Regions from separate parts of the Homo sapiens genome. Here all the other regions are linked to region 1. Evidence: chromatin contacts called from ENCODE Hi-C data. All regions are on one chromosome and are shown on one strand. Each heading gives the region's core, a stretch centred on a gene start or an enhancer-like site at or near the end of the contact. The rest is flanking DNA. Distances are from core to core; before and after follow the strand shown. Region 1 holds the start of RLIG1 (RNA 5'-phosphate and 3'-OH ligase 1). Region 2 holds the start of PPP1R12A-AS1 (PPP1R12A antisense RNA 1). Region 3 holds the start of LTA4H (leukotriene A4 hydrolase). Region 4 holds the start of CCDC38 (coiled-coil domain containing 38). Region 5 holds the start of USP44 (ubiquitin specific peptidase 44). Region 6 holds the start of NDUFA12 (NADH:ubiquinone oxidoreductase subunit A12).

The links. A loop is a pair of places that touch in the nucleus more often than their neighbours do. Pooled maps may share reads with other maps.
Region 2: a loop to region 1 is called in a pooled map, with 8 times the contacts of the local background. The contact joins the promoter of PPP1R12A-AS1 here to the promoter of RLIG1 in region 1. A Hi-C loop is called at or near these places in 3 of 50 pooled maps.
Region 3: a pooled map shows a loop between it and region 1 (19-fold over the local background). The contact joins the promoter of LTA4H here to the promoter of RLIG1 in region 1. A Hi-C loop is called at or near these places in 6 of 50 pooled maps.
Region 4: a pooled map shows a loop between it and region 1 (11-fold over the local background). The contact joins the promoter of CCDC38 here to the promoter of RLIG1 in region 1. A Hi-C loop is called at or near these places in 4 of 50 pooled maps.
Region 5: a loop to region 1 is called in a pooled map, with 4 times the contacts of the local background. The contact joins the promoter of USP44 here to the promoter of RLIG1 in region 1. A Hi-C loop is called at or near these places in 2 of 50 pooled maps.
Region 6: a loop to region 1 is called in a pooled map, with 12 times the contacts of the local background. The contact joins the promoter of NDUFA12 here to the promoter of RLIG1 in region 1. A Hi-C loop is called at or near these places in 5 of 50 pooled maps.

Annotation. Positions count from the first base shown.
Region 1 is chr12:88,033,971-88,037,036 of GRCh38, reverse strand. RLIG1 (RNA 5'-phosphate and 3'-OH ligase 1) reads right to left here and starts at 1,501. Exons shown (of 7, transcript NM_001009894.3): 1 at 1,299-1,501. The coding sequence starts at 1,388. It overlaps LOC107984542 (a long non-coding RNA gene), which reads left to right and starts at 1,541. Exons shown (of 3, transcript XR_007063395.1): 1 at 1,541-1,623; 2 at 2,690-3,066.
Region 2 is chr12:79,933,779-79,936,844 of GRCh38, reverse strand. PPP1R12A-AS1 (PPP1R12A antisense RNA 1) reads right to left here and starts at 1,564. Exons shown (of 2, transcript NR_146535.1): 1 at 1,291-1,564. It overlaps PPP1R12A (protein phosphatase 1 regulatory subunit 12A), which reads left to right and starts at 1,748. Exons shown (of 25, transcript NM_002480.3): 1 at 1,748-2,150. The coding sequence starts at 1,914. RefSeq lists enhancers at 1,233-1,798, 1,522-1,816, 1,863-2,162, 1,799-2,362, 2,503-2,562 and 1 more and a silencer at 2,243-2,332.
Region 3 is chr12:96,034,150-96,037,215 of GRCh38, reverse strand. LTA4H (leukotriene A4 hydrolase) reads left to right here and starts at 1,629. Exons shown (of 19, transcript NM_000895.3): 1 at 1,629-1,855. The coding sequence starts at 1,697. TRD-GTC2-8 (tRNA-Asp (anticodon GTC) 2-8) reads right to left here and starts at 1,195; the gene lies at 1,124-1,195. RefSeq lists enhancers at 871-920, 941-990, 1,431-1,850, 2,441-2,530 and a silencer at 1,901-2,000.
Region 4 is chr12:95,941,179-95,944,244 of GRCh38, reverse strand. CCDC38 (coiled-coil domain containing 38) reads left to right here and starts at 1,631. Exons shown (of 16, transcript NM_182496.3): 1 at 1,631-1,814. AMDHD1 (amidohydrolase domain containing 1) reads right to left here and starts at 914. Exons shown (of 9, transcript NM_152435.3): 1 at 710-914. The coding sequence starts at 846.
Region 5 is chr12:95,549,836-95,552,901 of GRCh38, reverse strand. It overlaps USP44 (ubiquitin specific peptidase 44), which reads left to right and starts at 1,426. Exons shown (of 6, transcript NM_032147.5): 1 at 1,426-1,630.
Region 6 is chr12:95,002,202-95,005,267 of GRCh38, reverse strand. It overlaps NDUFA12 (NADH:ubiquinone oxidoreductase subunit A12), which reads left to right and starts at 1,571. Exons shown (of 4, transcript NM_018838.5): 1 at 1,571-1,673; 2 at 2,447-2,529. The coding sequence starts at 1,588. RefSeq lists enhancers at 1,449-1,848, 1,313-1,940.

The DNA.
Region 1 (3,066 bases), core at 252-2,751:
TGCTATGCTATAAACGATACTGTAAGCTGTTCTTAACTGCAGAGAGGTAAGAGAAGGGGCTGCTTATTTTCCCTGGTGGAGAATACTTTCACAAACTACTCCCCTCAAACATACGAAGTTGAAAATCACAGTAGAGTGAAATACTAAAACAGATGATAATGTTTCATATGGATTACATTTGTTACAGCTAAAAAAAAAAGCCAATTACTGCTACAAACATTGAGTAATAACTGTGGTATTCTGACGAGGAAAGAACATGGTGATGATCAGTCTGAGTGGCAAGTAAGACCAGTTAGGTGGTGCAATGAGCAGGACATGAAATATTAACTGTAACAGCTGTGACAGCACTAGAAAGCAGGAAAAGATCAGATGCTATAAGGTAAAAAGCATCAAGGTGAATGGAAAACTGGCATGAAATGATTCCAGGGTTCATTCTTTAATTCAACAAATATTTATCCAGTGCCTACCACGTGCCAGGTCCTAGAAGCTGGGACTAAAGATAACAGGGCAATCTTTGCCTTAAACAAGTTTTAGTCCAGAAGACGAGAAAGCCAGTGCCAATGATGAAACTCAAGTGAGGTGGATTTCCAATGGACATGTTGGTTTTGTTTGAAATCAGCAAAGTTGGGAAGCACCCAACTAATCACTGGGGATTCTACTGATCAAAGACTACAACGTTTTATAGTACAATATGAAAAAATTACCCAAATATAGGTTACTCACTAGCATTTACCGAGGGCACACTATGGAAAACACGTTGCTGCAACAGAAAACCTTGAGAACACCAAAGTTAGAATAAATTAAGTAATTACTGGTAATATGAGGTGTGAACTTCAGTGACCTAATTAGGCTACTGTCAACACCGCCACTGGTTCGGACAGAACAGGTAAAGCAAGTCTTCTAATATCCACCCTTTCTTACTGCACTCTTGAAAAGTAGTAAAGCTTGGACTGTGGCAATTACCTGATTAGGGGGTTTCCCCAAAAGGTGCTGACCTGAAAAGGAAGGGACATGCTGTGGATGTGAGTTATCCATTTCCTTGCGAGGACAAGTTTGAATCTCCTGATAAGGAAAATTCTTTCGCAAATTCCCTCCCTCACAACTAAGAAAAGTACAAGAACCTGGAGCTCAGGGCGTACGGAACTCCCACCCCAGACCTCCCCAGGGAAACCTACAGAGGTTCCTGGCCTGCAGGGCAGTTCTAAAGCGCCCAGCCGCCCTCGCCGGGTTCGCACTGAGCCAGCGCCGCGGGGAGGAGCCCACGCGGGCCGCCAAGCCTGCCCGGCGCTCCTCCGTACCTGATGCTCCCTTTTGGAGGAAGGCTCCTCTTTCACCTCCGTCACAAACACACACGGCATTTTCCGCTGCACGGAGCCCAAGCGCTTCATGATGAGCCCAACAAGCAGTGCGAATGGAGGGCGTGCTTTCGAGCGGCGCCCGGTCCAGTCGCGGAGAAGCCCTGAAGCAGTCACCCGCACGGCTCAGGCCACGCACACTCCGCGCCCAGCCACCGCGGCTGCGCCCCAACTACCAAGCCCAGCGAGGGGCGGGAACGCCCGTCCAGAAGCGGCTTCCTGGCCGCGGCGCCTTCTGGGAGTTGTAGTGCAGAAGCTGAGGCGCCTGGTGGGTTCCCACGTGCGTCCTCCGCCCCCCACCCTCGGTTTTAATAACCGTGAAAAAAAAAAAAAAAAGATGCGTTTCCCGAACGTGGGTACTTAGCAATACCTAGTAACTAATGATTTTTTGGGAAATTAAATAAGATCAAATTATAAGCAATGAACATTTCAGATGTCGATTTAACACAGTTCCAATGGAAACTGCTTGCCTGTTATCTTTAGTTCGTGGGGGAAGCACTGTAGAAGTTTAGAAATGGCTAGAGACATCCCCAGATTCCCAAGCAGAATGAAAACTTCCTTTCCGGTAAGACTATCAGAAAACCCTATAATAAAACACCTGGGATCAAAAAAAGTTGTCGTTTGAACTACTCCTTATTGTGCAGCATAGCATGGTCGAAATGATTCTGATGTTCTTTTCGGAGTGAGTGCGAAATTTCAGCCTTAGACTAATCCAAAAGTACAGGAATACCTACAACCAGATTTCATTCTCAAGTTTTTCATAAGAATCTTGTTTAATTAAAGGTGAGCTCCAACAGCCCAAATGGCTTGAGTAATGGTAGTCAATCAACTGCGAGCTAAAAACAGCCTTAACTTACTGCTCAAAAGAATATTTTGAGGGTAAGTGATAAGATGGACAATGACTAAATAAAATAAATACTAAATATTTAGGAATAGTAGCCTTTCCATCTCATTGAATGTAGTAGTTCCTAGCCTGAAGTTGTAGGGGAATTTTGACTTTACTGCCATCCTTTATGGGCTTGGACTAGGCCCAGGTCTCATTTCTTTGTCTTATCTGCATGTACTCAACTGTCCAGCATGTTACTGACTTAGCCCTTGGAAAAATTAAACAACTATATCTCACTTAGAGGTATCTAACTAGTAAGGGGGTTCTCAAAGAATAAAACATCTTCCTTTAAAAAGTTCACAGTTATATTGAATACTGACAGTGAAAAAAAATAAAATTTAAAAAAAGTTCACAGTTTTTTGATTACTGGATTCAGAGGGGAGGGAGGAAGAAAGAGATTTGCCATTTCAAAGTGTTTACTTTCTTTTCTACTATCTTTTTCTCACAGGAAAACACAAAATGTTCTCCCACATCACACCCCGCCTGCATTTATCAAAAAAGAAAACACCTGATGCTGGCTGTGTGCTGTTGGAACCAGAAACTTTTTAGCATATTATAGTCGAGTGCCAGTGACTTCTTTGTTCTTTCAGAGGCATTCTAAAAAGCGGCGTGTTTCACGAATCTCAGAGACAACAACTTTCACAACTATCAACTGTCACCTCCCAAACTGCCACAGAACCTTTTAAGTCCAACATTCTGTCATTTGTGGGAAATACTCATCTTCTAAAACACACTCTACTTATTCTTTGAATAGTAGTTGCAAAGCTAGTCATCTCTCAGGAAGCACTTTCTATTTCCAAAACTTTGGTTTCATCAGTACCTGGA
Region 2 (3,066 bases), core at 315-2,814, 8.1 Mb after region 1:
TGACAAGGCAATCCTCAAGTTCCTTTCTTTTATTCTGAGAGCTGTATTCTGTGGATAGGGATTTTGTATTTTAGTGCTAACAATGTTTTTCAGTACCTAACACCATGAGTATTCAAAGGTCTGATGTTATCTTTAATGTATGTAATGAACATACAATGGTATATCTTATGAATATTACATTCATTTTCTATTCCTACAACGTTTTCAGAGGAAATATTTTTACCCTGACCTGGATTCTATCGCTATCCTAATAACTGTGGTTCAGAAAATTGTCTCACAGGCAGACAGTTTCCTAATCACGTTTTACTCAATTATTTTATTTCTCAATATGATAGGCTGTGAAGTAGTCCACTGGAAAAGGCATCATGCTGAGAGTAAGAAAAGCTTATTTGTTCACTGCTCTATCTCCAGCACCTAGAACAATGCCTGACCCAGAACAGGTGCATAGTATTTGCTGAGTGAATTCTAATCCTACTTCTGGGTAAAATTAAGTAAATTAATTAGTTCTTGAGGGACTCTGTCTAGATGACCCCTAAACTTCCATGGTAAGGTTTTGTGGTTTTTATCTTGGCTTTTCTAAATGCTCTAAAAATAGTAGTGGATGGTAACAATGCAGTGTTCAGTAAAATCAATTGGTGGAGATTGTAGATAGATGGCTCATAAGACATCAGTATTACAAATCCTATGTGTGTGCGCGTGTGGTCATACAAGGCAAAGTTAAAGTCTTTTTTTTATGACGATGATAAATTAGTCTTGTTTGGGCGACTGAACTCAAGAGGTGGTTCAAATAAATGTCATATTTTTCATTGTATCTTCAGTGCCTAGTACAGTTACTGGCTCATAGTAGGTATTCAATAAATAGTGGTTGAATTAATTGCCTTCCTTAACGTTCCGTTTAAATGCTAGACGCAGCTAGGTCTTTACCCCTCCTTAGAAAGAGATGGAGCTGTAACCAGAAATCCCTTAAAAGGTAAGGACCAGTAATCAGGCTGAGCTAAGCTCATGGGTAGTACGAGACAGGCTTAAAGCACTGAAGGAAGAAAGAAGAGAACCCAAGCGTGAGAGAAAGCAAAACAAAACAAGTAAAGAGAGGAAGAAAAACATTTCTAAAGTGGGGGTTGGCAGGAAGCCACAGCAATTACAGCAGGTCAACCCTTGTCAATAGGTGGTCACCTCAAGAACTTACCATTAAAACCCTCGGCCACACAGACCCCACTTTTAAAAGGTTATTAATTCTGACATGCCCAAGTTCATCTGAGTTCCTTAGAAAGATCAACCAGCAGCACCTACTTCACGACCTATCCTCCATTCCATTCAAATAACGCGGCCAATAGGAAAATCCTCCGCCCTGAGCCAACGACTCGGCGTAGCTGAGACAGCACGGGAGGCAGATCTGCCCTGTAGAGCCTTGCGGTTCCACTGCTGGCCTCCGGATTCCCGGGAGCCCCCAGCCCGACAGGACAACCTTCCTTCCCCGCTTCCTCCTTTCCAGGTCTGTCCCAGCCCCCGCTGCCTGGGCCACACCCGCTTCCCTCTGGTGGCCCAGCCACCACCGCCGCAGTTCGCGGGAGCGCTCTTCCTGGGGCGGGCACAGGCCCAGGGCGCATGCGCACTGGTCGAAGGGCGCCTCCCAGTCCGGATCTCGCGAAGTTACGTTAGATTGGCCGCCGGTGACGGGTGGCCGTGCTGGGGGCGGGAGGGCTTCTGTGGTAGGAAGGGAGGTCCGCTCGGCCGGGTGCGCCGCCCCAGTGCTCTGTGGGATACTGGAAGTCTCGAGCGTCGGCTCCGGGTTCCCAGCCCTCCTCTGGCCCGCACTCATAGAAACATTCACACACCCCCTGCCTCCCCTCTCTTCCCTCTCCGCCTCCCCCTTCCCCCCCTCGCGATAAGAAGACCCGGCGGCAGGAGAGGGGATGAAGATGGCGGACGCGAAGCAGAAGCGGAACGAGCAGCTGAAACGCTGGATCGGCTCCGAGACGGACCTCGAGCCTCCGGTGGTGAAGCGCCAGAAGACCAAGGTGAAGTTCGACGATGGCGCCGTCTTCCTGGCTGCTTGCTCCAGCGGCGACACGGACGAGGTCCTCAAGCTGCTGCACCGCGGCGCCGACATCAATTACGCCAATGTGGACGGACTCACTGCCCTGCACCAGGTCTGTGCGCCCCGCCGCCGGCTCTCCTGACCGTGAGGGTTCTCGTCGGCCTCCTGCTCGGGCCTGCCCTCAGTTCTCCACCTCTTGAGGCTGGGGGCGGCGGGAGACTCCCTGCTGCGGGGTGAGGGGGCGGTTTCCCCAGAGGGCGGGAGGGAGAGCTGGTGGAAGGGAGGGCGCTGGGCTTGAGGCCCCCCTTCAGAACAGTTGCTGGTGGAGTTGGGAACCGGGTGATTTCCGGGGCATAGGGGAAAAGGAACTGTGGTCGTTTGGGGCCCCAGGGCCATTCGTGGATAAGTCTGGGATTTGGGGTCGAGACAAGGAGGGGTGTAGTGGGGTTGTGCCTGGGCCCCGGTGTCAGTGGTATATTCGGAGGGGTGGATGCTGAAGGAAGAAAACTAACAAGGGGCATTACGGACGGTTAGGCAGATGAACATCTTTGACTTGTAGGTGGGCATTGGATTTGTTGCACTTTTTAGGACTTGATTACAAATGATGATAATAATAGTAATCTAGAGCCCTAAGCCGAGTGCCCTGAACGAACGATTTCCTGTTTTCTCATTTATTACTCTTGGTCACTGGGGAGGGGAAAACAGGGTGTAATTAGCTGATCTGCACCGGCTGAAAGGAAGGGGATGGAAGTGGGTAGAGTAAGGAAGCCCTCTAAAGGGCTTGCCCACCTCCGGACCGGAACGTGTTGAGTCTGATACTCGAAGTTTGCCGCAGTGTCAGAGATCCTTGAGCCCCAGGTCCTCGGGTGTGCACTGGTGTTAGAAAGAGAAGAATAAATAGGGGACACTCTTTTCAAAGCCGGTTACCAAGCTCTGGTTTTTCTTTTGGGGTTGGGAAAAAAGAAAGCTGGTCACAAACTTTTCTCAAAATGGATGCTTTGTGCATATTAAAGTTTTATAGTAGTCTG
Region 3 (3,066 bases), core at 380-2,879, 8.0 Mb before region 1:
AGTGACTCATGGACATCTCCACTTCCACTCCCATAGGTTCTCAAATTTCATATGTCCAAAATTGAATTTAGCATCTTCCCCTTAAATCTGTCTGATTTAGTTTGAATATATGTCCCTACCAAATCTCATGTTGAATTATAATCTCCAGTGTTGGAGGTAGGGCCTGGTGGGAGGTGTTTGGGTCACGGGGGCAGAGCCCTCATGGCCTGGTGCTGTCCTCGCCACAGTGTCTTGTGGGATCTGATTGTTTAAGTGTGTGGCACCGGCCCCGCAATCTCTTGCTCTTGCTCGGGCCATGTAGAGGCCTGCCCCTTCTTCACCTTCTGCCATGATTGTAAGCTTCCTGAGGCCTACCTGGAAGCATACTGGAGCTATGCTTCCTGTACAGCCTGCGTAACTGTAAACCAATTAAACCCCTTTTCTTCCCAGTCTCAGGTATTTATAGCAATGCAAGTACAGCCTAACATACTGTCCTCTTCATATAGACTACTACCTCTGGTTAATGACTAGCCAGCCACTGAAGCCGAAAGCCTGGGCCACCTTCGTCTCCTCTCAATCTGTGAATCCACTTATATAAGTATTCCTTCTATTCATTCCTTCCTCTCTATCCTAACTTACTACTTACCTATGTCAGGCCCCCAGCATCTTCTGATTGAGCCATTTTAATAGTTTCCTAAATCTCCTGCTAATGGTTTTGATACCGCATTTTATAACATGAGTCTGACCATGCTTTATCAGTCGCCTGCTGAAAACTCTTCAGTGGGTCCCCCATTAATGCACCCAGGATTAAAAGGCCACCTATTTAAGGTCCTTCGAAACCTAGCCTCTTCCAATTTTTCCAGTTTTAATTTTGAGGCCCCACCCTAAAGGCAAGGCATCCTTCAATCCTCCTTCACCTGCCACAAAGGCCCCAGAGCTGAGCTAGATGTCCCAGCTCTGTACTCCCATTGCGACCAGTGCATAACTTTTATAGAAATTCATTAGTTTCTAAGATGGGAATGTTGGCTTTCTCCGTTTGAGAGATGCAGGTTCTGGGGATATACATAATAAACACTGAAACTGACAAAACAACTGTTTAAACCTTGAATTACTTACAGCTAAAAACAAAAAACAATTACTGTGCCTCCCCGTCGGGGAATCGAACCCCGGTCTCCCGCGTGACAGGCGGGGATACTCACCACTATACTAACGAGGAACCGCACGAAAGAAAGCCTTCTGATAGGCCTTTTCTACGTTTTTGCTCCGCCCCGCCCTCGCTATATGCAAACACCAATGAACCTGATTTTCTTACGTTTGCCACCACAGCTTCCACGAAAGTTGAACAGAGCCAAAATGGTAGTGTTCAGTTTTATCTCCCCCTCCATTCTCATCATTTCCCTTCGGCCACCCTTCTAACTGCCCCTACTCCCCTCCTCTTCTTCAGCTCCAGGAGCACGCTTGGTCCCCCTCAACATCCCTAACACACACGCTCCCAGGTAGCCAAGCGCCCGCTTGCCGCGCGGCACCATGGAACTTGTAGTTCCTTCACCCATCCCCCAACGCTCGTCTGACTTTAAGAAACTTCCTTTCCCGGCGTGCACCGCGAATCCCTCCTCCTCTTCTTTACCTCTCTCCCTCCTCCTCAGGTTCTCTATCGACGAGTCTGGTAGCTGAGCGTTGGGCTGTAGGTCGCTGTGCTGTGTGATCCCCCAGAGCCATGCCCGAGATAGTGGATACCTGTTCGTTGGCCTCTCCGGCTTCCGTCTGCCGGACCAAGCACCTGCACCTGCGCTGCAGCGTCGACTTTACTCGCCGGACGCTGACCGGGACTGCTGCTCTCACGGTCCAGTCTCAGGAGGACAATCTGCGCAGCCTGGTACAGTGGGGCGCCTGCCCAGTGCCCGCCTCTCCCGGGCTCCCTGCCCCTCGACCCTAGTCCTTGCGGGCTCCCGGATCTCCGGCTCACCCCGCCGCGGCCCCTGCCTAGCCCCACGTCCCCGTCTGCTCTTCTGTAGCCTCCATCCAACTCATGTTGTGCACTTCAGCCCCCAGATCTCTCACAGCACCCCTTCTCAACCCCGCTTACGCCTCTGCATCCCTTCCCTCAGCCCCCACTTATACGTATGTCTCCTCCGCCCCTCGCCTGGATCCTCTCTCCGAGGTCCCTGGGCACATCCAGCGCCTCGTCCACTCCTCTCAACTCACCCAGCCCTTAGGTGTCATCTTTGCAGTAGCCCCCATAATTTTAGTTCCTGGCTCTAATTACTCCATGGCCTCCCCATTGCTTCGGCCTGCGGCCCAGAACCCCCTTCTTCAGGCCCCAGACTTTTCCCAGCCCCCTGGGCACCTTCCTCAGTCAACAATCTCACCCAAGTCTCAGATCCCATGTCCTGTCGATCCCTGATCCCACGGTTGCCTCCCGGGAACACTTATTTCAATCCACAGGTCTGCAGGGCACCACCCATCCGTCTCCCTCCTAGTTCCCTGGATCTCCCTGCTAGTCGTTCTCAAGCCTCTTAGGATTTCCAGCCCCGGCCGGGCAGGCCTCTTCTTTCCGCCCTACTTTGAAACTAACAGTCCCTGCTTGCTAACTCTAGGCGCAGCTCTCTCTCTTCAGGGTCCTTTCTACTTTTTAATCTTATCAACTTTCTTCTAATAATTTAAGAACGGATGGGACGTTCAAATTTTCTAAGGATGATTCAATACGCTTTTTTAATAGTTGGTTCCAAGGAGCCAAGTAGTTATTTCACTTAGAAAACACATACTTCTACAAACTCTATAACCATTGGAATGAAGAAAGGTTGTAGATTCATGGAATATTATTCAATGATTTTATCTGTATCATAACCTATATTTAATGTTCTTGCTCAAATTGCCCAATAGTATTTGGTTTATACCTTTCATCTGAAGGTACCTTTCACCTGAAGAATTTCATAGAAGATCATTTTAAAAATAAGAGGGTCATGAAAAGACAGCCAAATTCGGCTTCTTCACCAGGGCAGGATGCTACATGTGTATTTTACACAGTGTAGCATGGTGAAATCTACTAAAGCACATCAATAAGCAATCAGATCAGATCGGGCAGAT
Region 4 (3,066 bases), core at 382-2,881, 7.9 Mb before region 1:
ACTCATTGATCGTGTGCAATTGTGGTCCCATGGCACGCTTTGGATTCAAATTCTCATCCAACTTCCCTTGCTACCCCAGGTCGCCCTCAAACTTTGTTCTTTTATTCATATCTGGCAGGAAGCTCAGATGAGTAAGAGAAATATCTTGTTTTCTGATGGTCAAATCTTGATTTATTATCACTCAGGGCCATTATCGTCTAAATGTTCTCCGTGGTTCTAAAGCTTTAGTGTACGAGATCACGAGGATGTGAAAGGTACTTTTGAAAAATTCAGGTCTCAGAACTCCAGCCCCAGTGATGCTGATTCTAAAATTCTAGGGATAGGGAGTGGGGGACGCAGGTGGAATCAGAAATCTGCCGTAAGAATAAAATAACCACAGGCCACCCTGACAAAGGTGGTCTTCTGGCCTCCCTTTAAGAAGCACTGGGGAGGACCTCAACCCCTTCTGATGGTTGGACAGTGATATTTTACCAGCAGAGGCAGGACCCTGATGCGTTCCAATGGGGTGTTCCTCTCTGAGCTCTTTGGACGGAATGACAACCCCAAGCAGCAGAGCGTGTTAGCAACAGGTACCCCAAAGGCTGGCTTGCCCGTGTATCTCTGTGCAGGGACGCTTTCACGGCGTTGTTTCCCTCCAGAGTGCACAGTGAGAGGAAGAGCGGCCAGCTCCGCCCGTGGCGGTCCCCACCCTGCGCGCCCGGCCACTTACTTGCCCACCACCAGGCTGGCGCCTTCCAGCACCGCCAGGCTGCGCAGCGCATCCCGCGCCAGGAAGCGCTCGCCGCGGGCGCACACCAGCACCACTTGCTGCGCGTTCTCCAGCAGGAGGCTGTGGCCGCTTGCCATGTCGCCTCGCGCCGAGGGTCGCCGGGAGGCCACCGGGCTCGGGCCACCGGCAGGACTCAGTGGAGGACGAAAAGCCGCAGCCTGCGCTGTCCGGGGCTGGGAGGGTGGGGCGGGGGCGGGCGCTCGCAGCCGCTGCCCTTTGCTCGCCTCCCCCAACCACAGCAACGGGGGCGGTAATCATTGCAAGAATGGCAACGAGTAATAAACCTGATGAGGAATCCTCTCTTTTTTGGTCGTCTTGTCCCATCCCGAGTAAACGAGATGGAGACTAGTGTCCCTACTTTTCAGATAAGGAAACTTAAGCTTGGTCACCCCGAGAGATCAAAGTGAGCTGTGTGGATCACGTGGTATGTGGAAGCGCGTCAAGGGTTGGCTGGGTGAGGGCACCCGGAGTGTTCGGGAGTGAGGGACCGGAACCTGGGGTAGAGCCCCGGAAGGGGGGCCATGGGGGAAACCTCTGCCCGGGGGGTTGGGGTGGGAGCCTGGAGATAGCGCTCCTGGAGAGGGCAGAGTAGGGGAAAGCTGTGCCCAGGGGCAGGGACGGGAGCTTGGAGGTAGAGCCCCGGGAGAGGACAGAGTGGGGGAAACCTCTGCCTAGGGTGCTGGGACGCGAGCCTGGAGGCAGAGCCCCGGGAGGGTACTGCGTGGAGGAAACATCTGCCCACAGGTTCTGGGGCGGGAGCCCGGGACGCGGAGGGCCGCGAGCCGAGGGAACCTGGGGGTGGGGAGGAGGGGGATGCGGTAGGGGAGGTGCTCCTGGGTCCGCGCGGGTGGCGGGTGCCCCGCACTTATCCGTTGGCCAGCTGCGTTCCGGGATCAGCTACCAGACGGTCCCTGAGATGACCGGGAACCGGGCTGGGGGAGGATAGAGCCGAGACTGGAGGATCGATTGGCACCTCCGCCCACTTTTCCCACAACGCCTTCCCGAACGATAGGTTGGAAAGGCTCCTGGATCCAAACTCGCTGAGGTAAAATAGGTTTCAGCTCAGTGTCCGCCCCTCCGCATGCCCCCTCCCACCCCTCAGCTGTGTCTGGTGGGCCTACAAGCAACTTGCGACCAAAATTGGAGACAGAATCAAGTTTATGGAAGATGGTCTGTGATTCTCAGCCTCGTCGCTTCCTGCTACCAATTGCTATGGAAACACTGCCAGGCCCAGGCTTTTGAGTCCTTAATTACTTGATTTCGTTTATTCATGTTTATCACAAGCTCTGTGTTAAGTCTTGTGGAACATACAAAGATAGGAAAGGCGCTTTCCCTGCCCAGTAAAGACTTTACAATAAAAGTGATAGATGTGGACACAAATAATATACTATAAAAGCAGACTAAGCCTGCAAACCCACAAAATATAAAAGTTAATTTAGTCTCATTAAAAAAACCTGGAACAGAAAGCAAACACTCCTTTAGATGACCACGATAAATAAGAATATAATTTAGCTTCATATTATGGCCTATAAAAGAGAGATCAGTTAGGAAAGAGAAAGATAAAAATTGGAAAATATATAGACAATGTGAGTGAAAGAGACCCTAAGGGTGGGGGGGAGGGGGCATCAGAAGATTATTCACAGCTCATATACACAATCACAAACAGGTTGTTTGTGTGTGTGTGTGCATAGCTTTTAAAAAGTTTATACATACATATATTTCTATGTCTTTAAAAAGAGAAGTAGAAATAGTGGGGAATAGAAACACATAAAGTCACTAATTCACAGAGAAATATTAAAATTTTCTATTATAAAATTTCTGCTGAAGACTTTAATCAGTTACATTTTGCAATTTTAGGCATATTTGCAGAACTATGCAATTGTATGTATAAAGGATGGGTTAAAATTATAGAAAAATAGGGTTCAATAAACTTGTCTTAGTCTGAGTTCTGTTTCCTATAAGCTGTTTGACCTTGGGGAATTTCTTTACAGTAATTTCTCGAAGCCTCGTTTTCTCATCCTCATCATAGGGAGAGCTGTTTCTACTTTATGGGCTTGTCTGAGTTTTAAATAAAATAAAACATAAATCACTTAGCCCAGTGCCCAGCTCTAAACAAGTAATAGGTATTATTACTATTATTCGTGTGTTTTAATCCTGCTATTTGTCTTCCTGGCCAATTAAGTTAAAGATTAGATTTCAGCCAATAGTATAGTTCCTCTCCTGACTTCACAGACCATGTACTTAAAGCTTGCAAGTTCTGGGTGAGTCTAAAAGAAATTATATTTCTTTTTCATAGG
Region 5 (3,066 bases), core at 177-2,676, 7.5 Mb before region 1:
TGAGGCAGGGGAACTGCTTGAACCCGGGAGGCGGAGGTTGCAGTGAGCCGAGATCACGCCACGGCACTCCAACCTGGGTGACAGAGCGAGACTCTGTCTCAAAAAAAAAAAAAAAAAGAAAAGAAAAGAAAAGAAAAACTGAGTATAGGGTGGAGGTGGAGTGGATGTTTATGTTTAAAAAGGGGGAGAAATGGACTCACTTCACAATTTTGCTTCCATTTATACCTAAACCCTGGGGCTCAGGGTTTCAGTTTCCAGTAGGCCTATGTTGGAAATTCACCTGCAAGGTACAAGTTTCCCTGACAGACCACCAAATAAACAATGGTCTTTTAAAAACAAATCAACTTTGGTACCATCTACTCAGCTGGCATTTACCTTCCTTACCTGCTACCAACCTCATTCTTAGAATTAAAGAAAAAAGGCGAATTCTAAAGCCCCTTCTACTCACTTTCCTCCACTAAGGCCATAGCTTACATCTGCTGCTCTTTTTTCCATACTCCTTTTTTCTCAACTCCTTTCTTTCATATTTGCCAGAAATTTAAGGTCGTTTGGGTTCCTCTCATTTAAAAAGTTCAACTGAAGTGTGTTGCTACACCTTAATCAAAAGTTTATGGCTGAGTTATTTAGCGTTTCTTTACCCACTTCCTCTGCTCAATCCTTCATCTCCTCATAACCATTGAAATGAATGCTATGAATATCTCAATGCTTAGCATGGTGCCAGGCATTTAGGTGTTGAAAAAAATGTTAAGCGAATATTAGTTATTAGGTAAGAGCATTGTCTGTAAAACTCTGAAAAGTCTTAAAAGTGATTCCTAAAATTTCACAAGCTCATAAATTCTTTAGTCTGCAATTATGATTCCTGAAATATTCTTCGATTCATGAAAGACTGGACTAGGAAATTCTAAAAATCGACATAAAGCATAAAAAGCCACTCTGAGGTTTATGAAATTTACAATGTTTTGTCTTCTTTTAATTCATTCGTACTTTTCTCTCAGGATACAAAGGGCAAAACTGTTTGTGTAGTAACTCAGAATTGAGTAGTTACACATCCATTAGGTTTCAGAATCGTTAAAATTTTATCTGGTTTAGGAAACTGCTTACCTTGGAAGGGCAAATTGCCATTTCTCTCCATCTGGGGATCAGGGAAGCAAGGGAAGCCCCCCTAAACATCACTTCCACGCTCCTATATTATGCTAAGGAACTTCTGGTTGATTCATTAGGCATTTCAGCAGTGTTTTTGGCCGGTACTAGGAACTGTGGAGAGGTATAGAAAGGGAGCAAGTGCACAGTCCCGGCCCCCAAAGAGGTTACGATGCAAATAGAAGCAGGCTCAGAACTCGGAACAAAAGCAGTGACTGCATAATAATGCACTGCTGGGGGTGGGGGATGGGGATCTGCACGCCCGGTTTGTGACTTCAGGAAAGCAGTTTCCAGGAGGTGAGAGTTTAAGCCAAACCTGAAAGAGGTTGATTTGTAATGATTTGCAGGGGGGCACTGGAGGCAGCCGCCAGGACTTTTCACTTAGGAGATCAGCATTTGCCCTGATGGAAACTGGGCGATCCTGCAGGGACTGACCTCTGAGTTATCCAAAGGCCGACCTGGGGAAAGACTGATTTTGAGGTTTTAATAGGTAAGTTTGGGGACATCATTGATGAAGGTGGGCAGGGAAGGAGGCTTTTTTCTTTTCTTTTTTTTAATGTTACAGTAAAAAGCTTAGATTCGATGAGACGGGTTAAAAAACAAATAGGAAAATTTAAGGAGAAGAATGACTATGATTGCTATGTAAAAATAAAATTGCAATAGAGAGGTTCTGGAGCTCAGGAAATGAGCTAGAGCATGCTATAATTTAGGCCTAGATAGTGAAGATCATGAATAAAATGGTAGCTGAGGAAATTTCAAAGTTGAATAAGTAGTAATAAGTATGAAGAAAAAGCTAAACTACAAACATCTGCTCTTTAATTACTAACACTAGTAATGAGAATTTGTCTCCAGCCTCTTCCCTTCCCACTCCGCACCTCTTCCTAGCTTACATCATTGTATTAAGGCATTTTATTGAAGACACTATTCAGCACTCTCCACCTATGCCTTACACAGCTTGCCTTTGCTTTTCTTCCCATTTCACTTTTTCTCTTCATTTATTCACATCATTTTAGTCCTTAAAAGACCCCGCCCAATTACTAGATCAGAGGGAGGCAACTAAGACTCTTCCTATCTCCCAAACGACCTTCCAGAATGGTTTTATGGCATTATAATAGGAAAGCAAGAGTTTTGATTTTTCTATTATTAATATTTTGCTTTCAAGGAATTACAGGAAAAACCATATTGCATGCCAGAAATACTTAAATTTTAAATATTTCATCTTAAGAGATGCCCTCATGTAATGCTTTTAATGCATTTGAGAAATTCAGGTGGTGGGCAAAAGTACAACATAGAGGTTAGATGTTTTGAGTGGGAGAAGTGCACTGGGGTCATTATTGAATCAGAATTATTATGCACTTAAATATATAGAAAAAAGAACAAAATGAGTATTAAACTATGCAAATTCATCCCTTTAATCTTTATTTGCATGACTACATTTTATGCAGTTGTAACCTTAATGTACATATTTGGTATTTTTTTCAAACATGAATTGATTAGACATTGTTGCTATTTTGTATCTATTTTGTTAACATAAGAACTTCCTGTGTTATATCAGATTTTTTTTTTTTTTTTTTTTTTCTGAGACGGAGTTTCGCTCTTGTTGCTGCCCAGGCTTGAGTGCAATTGTGGATCTAGGCTCACCACAACCTCCGCCTCCTGGGTTCAAGCGATTGTCCTGTCTCAGCCTACCGAGTAGCTGGGATTACAGGTGCCCGCCACCAGGCCCGGATAATTTTTGTATTTTTAGTAGAGACAGGGTTTCACTATGTTGGCCAGGCTGCTCTCGAACTCCTGACCTCAGGTGATCCACCCGCCTTGGCCTCCCAAAGTGCTGTGATTACAGGCGTGAGCCACTGCGCCCGGCCTCTATGTCAGACCTTAATTAGCCATTTCCTGTTAGTTAGAATCCTGTGCCGCTCCTTCTTG
Region 6 (3,066 bases), core at 322-2,821, 7.0 Mb before region 1:
TTCCTATAAAAATAAAAAATAAAATTTCCATATGATCTAGCAATCCACTTCTGGGTATATATCCAAAAGAACTGAAAACAGGATCTTAGAGATATCTGCACACCCGTGTTCACTGCAGCATTATTCACAATAGCCAAGAGGCGGAATCAGCAGAAATGTTTATGGACAGGTAACTGGGTGGCATATACATACAGTGGAATATTATTCAACATTTATAAAAAGAAGAAAATCCTGTCATATACTACACTATGGATGAGCCTTGTGGATATCATGCTAAGTGAAATAAGCCAGGTCCTAAAAGACAAACACCTCATGATTCTACTTATATGAAGTATCTAAAGTAGTTAAACTCTTAGAAACAGAAGTAGAATGGTGGTTGGCAGGGGATGGAGAAAGAGGAAAAAGTTGTTCCATGGATATAAAGTTTCTGTTTTGCAAGAAGAATAAGTTCTAGAGATCTGTTGCGCAACAATGTGCATGTGGTTAACACTACTGTACACTTAAAAATGGTTAAAATGGTAAATTTTATATTTTGTGTTTTTAACCACCACTACCAAAAAAAAAAAAAAAAAGCTAGGGAACTAAATTGTTATTTTGAAAACACACATAAGGGAAAGAATCGGCTGGGTGTGGTGGCTTACACCTGTAATCCCAGCATTTTGAGAGGCTGAGGCAGGAGGATCACTTGAGGCCAGAGTTCAAAACCAACCTGGGCAACATAACAAGATGCCCATCTCTAAAAAAAAAAAAATTAGCCAGGGGTGGTGGCACTTACTTAAATGGGAGGACTGCTTGAGCACAGGAGTTTGAGGCTGCAGTGAGCTATGATCACACCACTGTATTTCAGCCTGGGTGACAGAGAGCCTGTCTCTAAAATTAAAAAACAAAAAAAAAGTAAGAGAATCAAGCACCCATACTGCCTTTCCTACATTAATTGTATCTCAGGAGCCAAATAGTTGAAGGGAGGTTTCTCTTTGTAGAAGAATTGTGGTTAACAAATGAAGTAATATTGAAATTTTTTAGGCTCAAGCGATGCTCCCATCTAAGCCTCAGCCTACCGAGTAGCTGGGACTACGGGCACGCGCCACCACATCCAGCTAATTTTTAATTTTTTTTTTTTTTTTGTAGAGACAGAATTCTCGCTGTGTTGGCGAGGCTGGTCTCGAACTCCTGGGCTCAAACGATCCTCCCTACCCGGCCTCCCAAAGTGCTGGGATTACAACAGTGAGCCACCGCGCCCACCAGAGCCAATTATTTTTAGATGAGGAAACTGAAATTCCCAAAGGGGGAATCCCCGTGTGAGAAAGCCTCGTGTAGGTGAGCTTTCCAGCATATGCCCGCCTTCTAGATTTAACCTCTGAAAACTAAATTTTAAGGTACCTTTGCTTCCAGGGGAAACCAATTCTGCCTACTTGGGAAGCCAGAACATGACCGCGTAGGCAAGACCTAGCTCTGCGCACGCGCAGAGCCACCACGTCTGGCGTTCGCGTGAGAACCTTCTGGGCGTGGGCTTCCTGCGGCTGAGTGGCAGCTTCCATCCGGTGGGTTTTGCTCGGCGCACCCGGGAGGCGGGGCCAGCGAGGCAAGATGGAGTTAGTGCAGGTCCTGAAACGCGGGCTGCAGCAGATCACCGGCCACGGCGGTCTCCGAGGCTATCTACGGGTTTTTTTCAGGTAGGCGGCCAGAGCCATGCTCTTGGCCTCTGGGGCTGGACTTTCGCTGGCTGATTTCTTGGAAGGGGTCCCAGGCTCGGGTCACCTTGGAGAATCCACAGCTCTTGTCAAGGACAACCGCCCCAATCTCTGCCTTGCCACCCCCAGGCTGGTCTCTGTCCCATATATCCCCGATACAAGACCGAAGCTATCTGTAGAGTCAGAGCTGTGACTCGGAGGCAAGGGCATCTGGGCTCCCCTCTTTTCCCACGCCCTGGAGAGTAATGAGGATTACAAGACATTAACTCAGTGACCCTGGTAAAGTTTTTTTCCCTGCACTGCCGTACAGTTCCTTGTCTGTAAGGCGTTGAAGGTAATAATGATGGTCCCTTCTCTTCCTGACATTCACTGATCCCACGAGCAGCATAGTTTCGCAGAAACCTAAATGGAGACCCAGAGTGGAATGAAAGAGCCTGGAGACCTTCGTATCATTGTAAGAAGATGAAATACTTTGGCTTTTTGATTTCCTAAAGGTTTTGCTAATTCCAGTGCCTCCTGGCTGAGGGATAGTAGATACAAGTAGTCCTGTAATCTGAAGAGACTACATTTATATTTTTAGTGTAATTTGAGCACATCAGTTGTCAATTCATCTTTTCCCATCCCCAGCACTTCTTCATTTTGCTAGTTGATGCAGCAGCCCTTGTGTCTGAAAGTTGTTACTCTCACTTTATTTCCGTTTATGTTTTGAACTAAGAATCATTCTAAAATGTCTGTTTTCTTTTGGGTATTCACAGGACAAATGATGCGAAGGTTGGTACATTAGTGGGGGAAGACAAATATGGAAACAAATACTATGAAGACAACAAGCAATTTTTTGGTGAGTGCAGTATTTTTTAGTATGAATAATTGGATTGGGATTGGGATTTGATTTGAGTCTATTTTCCATATTATGCAATGAGCTTTTACAAAACACCTGGAAAAGGATGAAAAACTCAATAGAAAATGAAAAAAGATAATTTACAGAAAAAAGAAAAGTAAACAGCCAATGAAGGTATGGAAAAATGCTCATTCTCACTTGTAACAACAGAAATGCAACTTTAAAAACAGTGTTATATATTTTTCACCTATCAAATTTTGAAGTGTTTTTGTTCTTTTTTTTTTTTTTTTTTTTTTTTTTTGAGATGGAGTCTCTGTCGGCCAGGCTGGAGTGCAGTAGCGCGATCTCGGCTCACTGCAACCTCCACCTCCTGGGTTCCAGCGATTCTCCTGCCTCAGCCTGCCTGAGTAGTTGGGACCACAGGCGGGCGCCACCATGGCCGGCTAATTTTTGTATTTTTTAGTAGAGATGGGGTTTCACCATATTGGCCAGGCTGGTCTTGAACTCCTGACCTCGTGATCCACCCGCCTTGGCCCC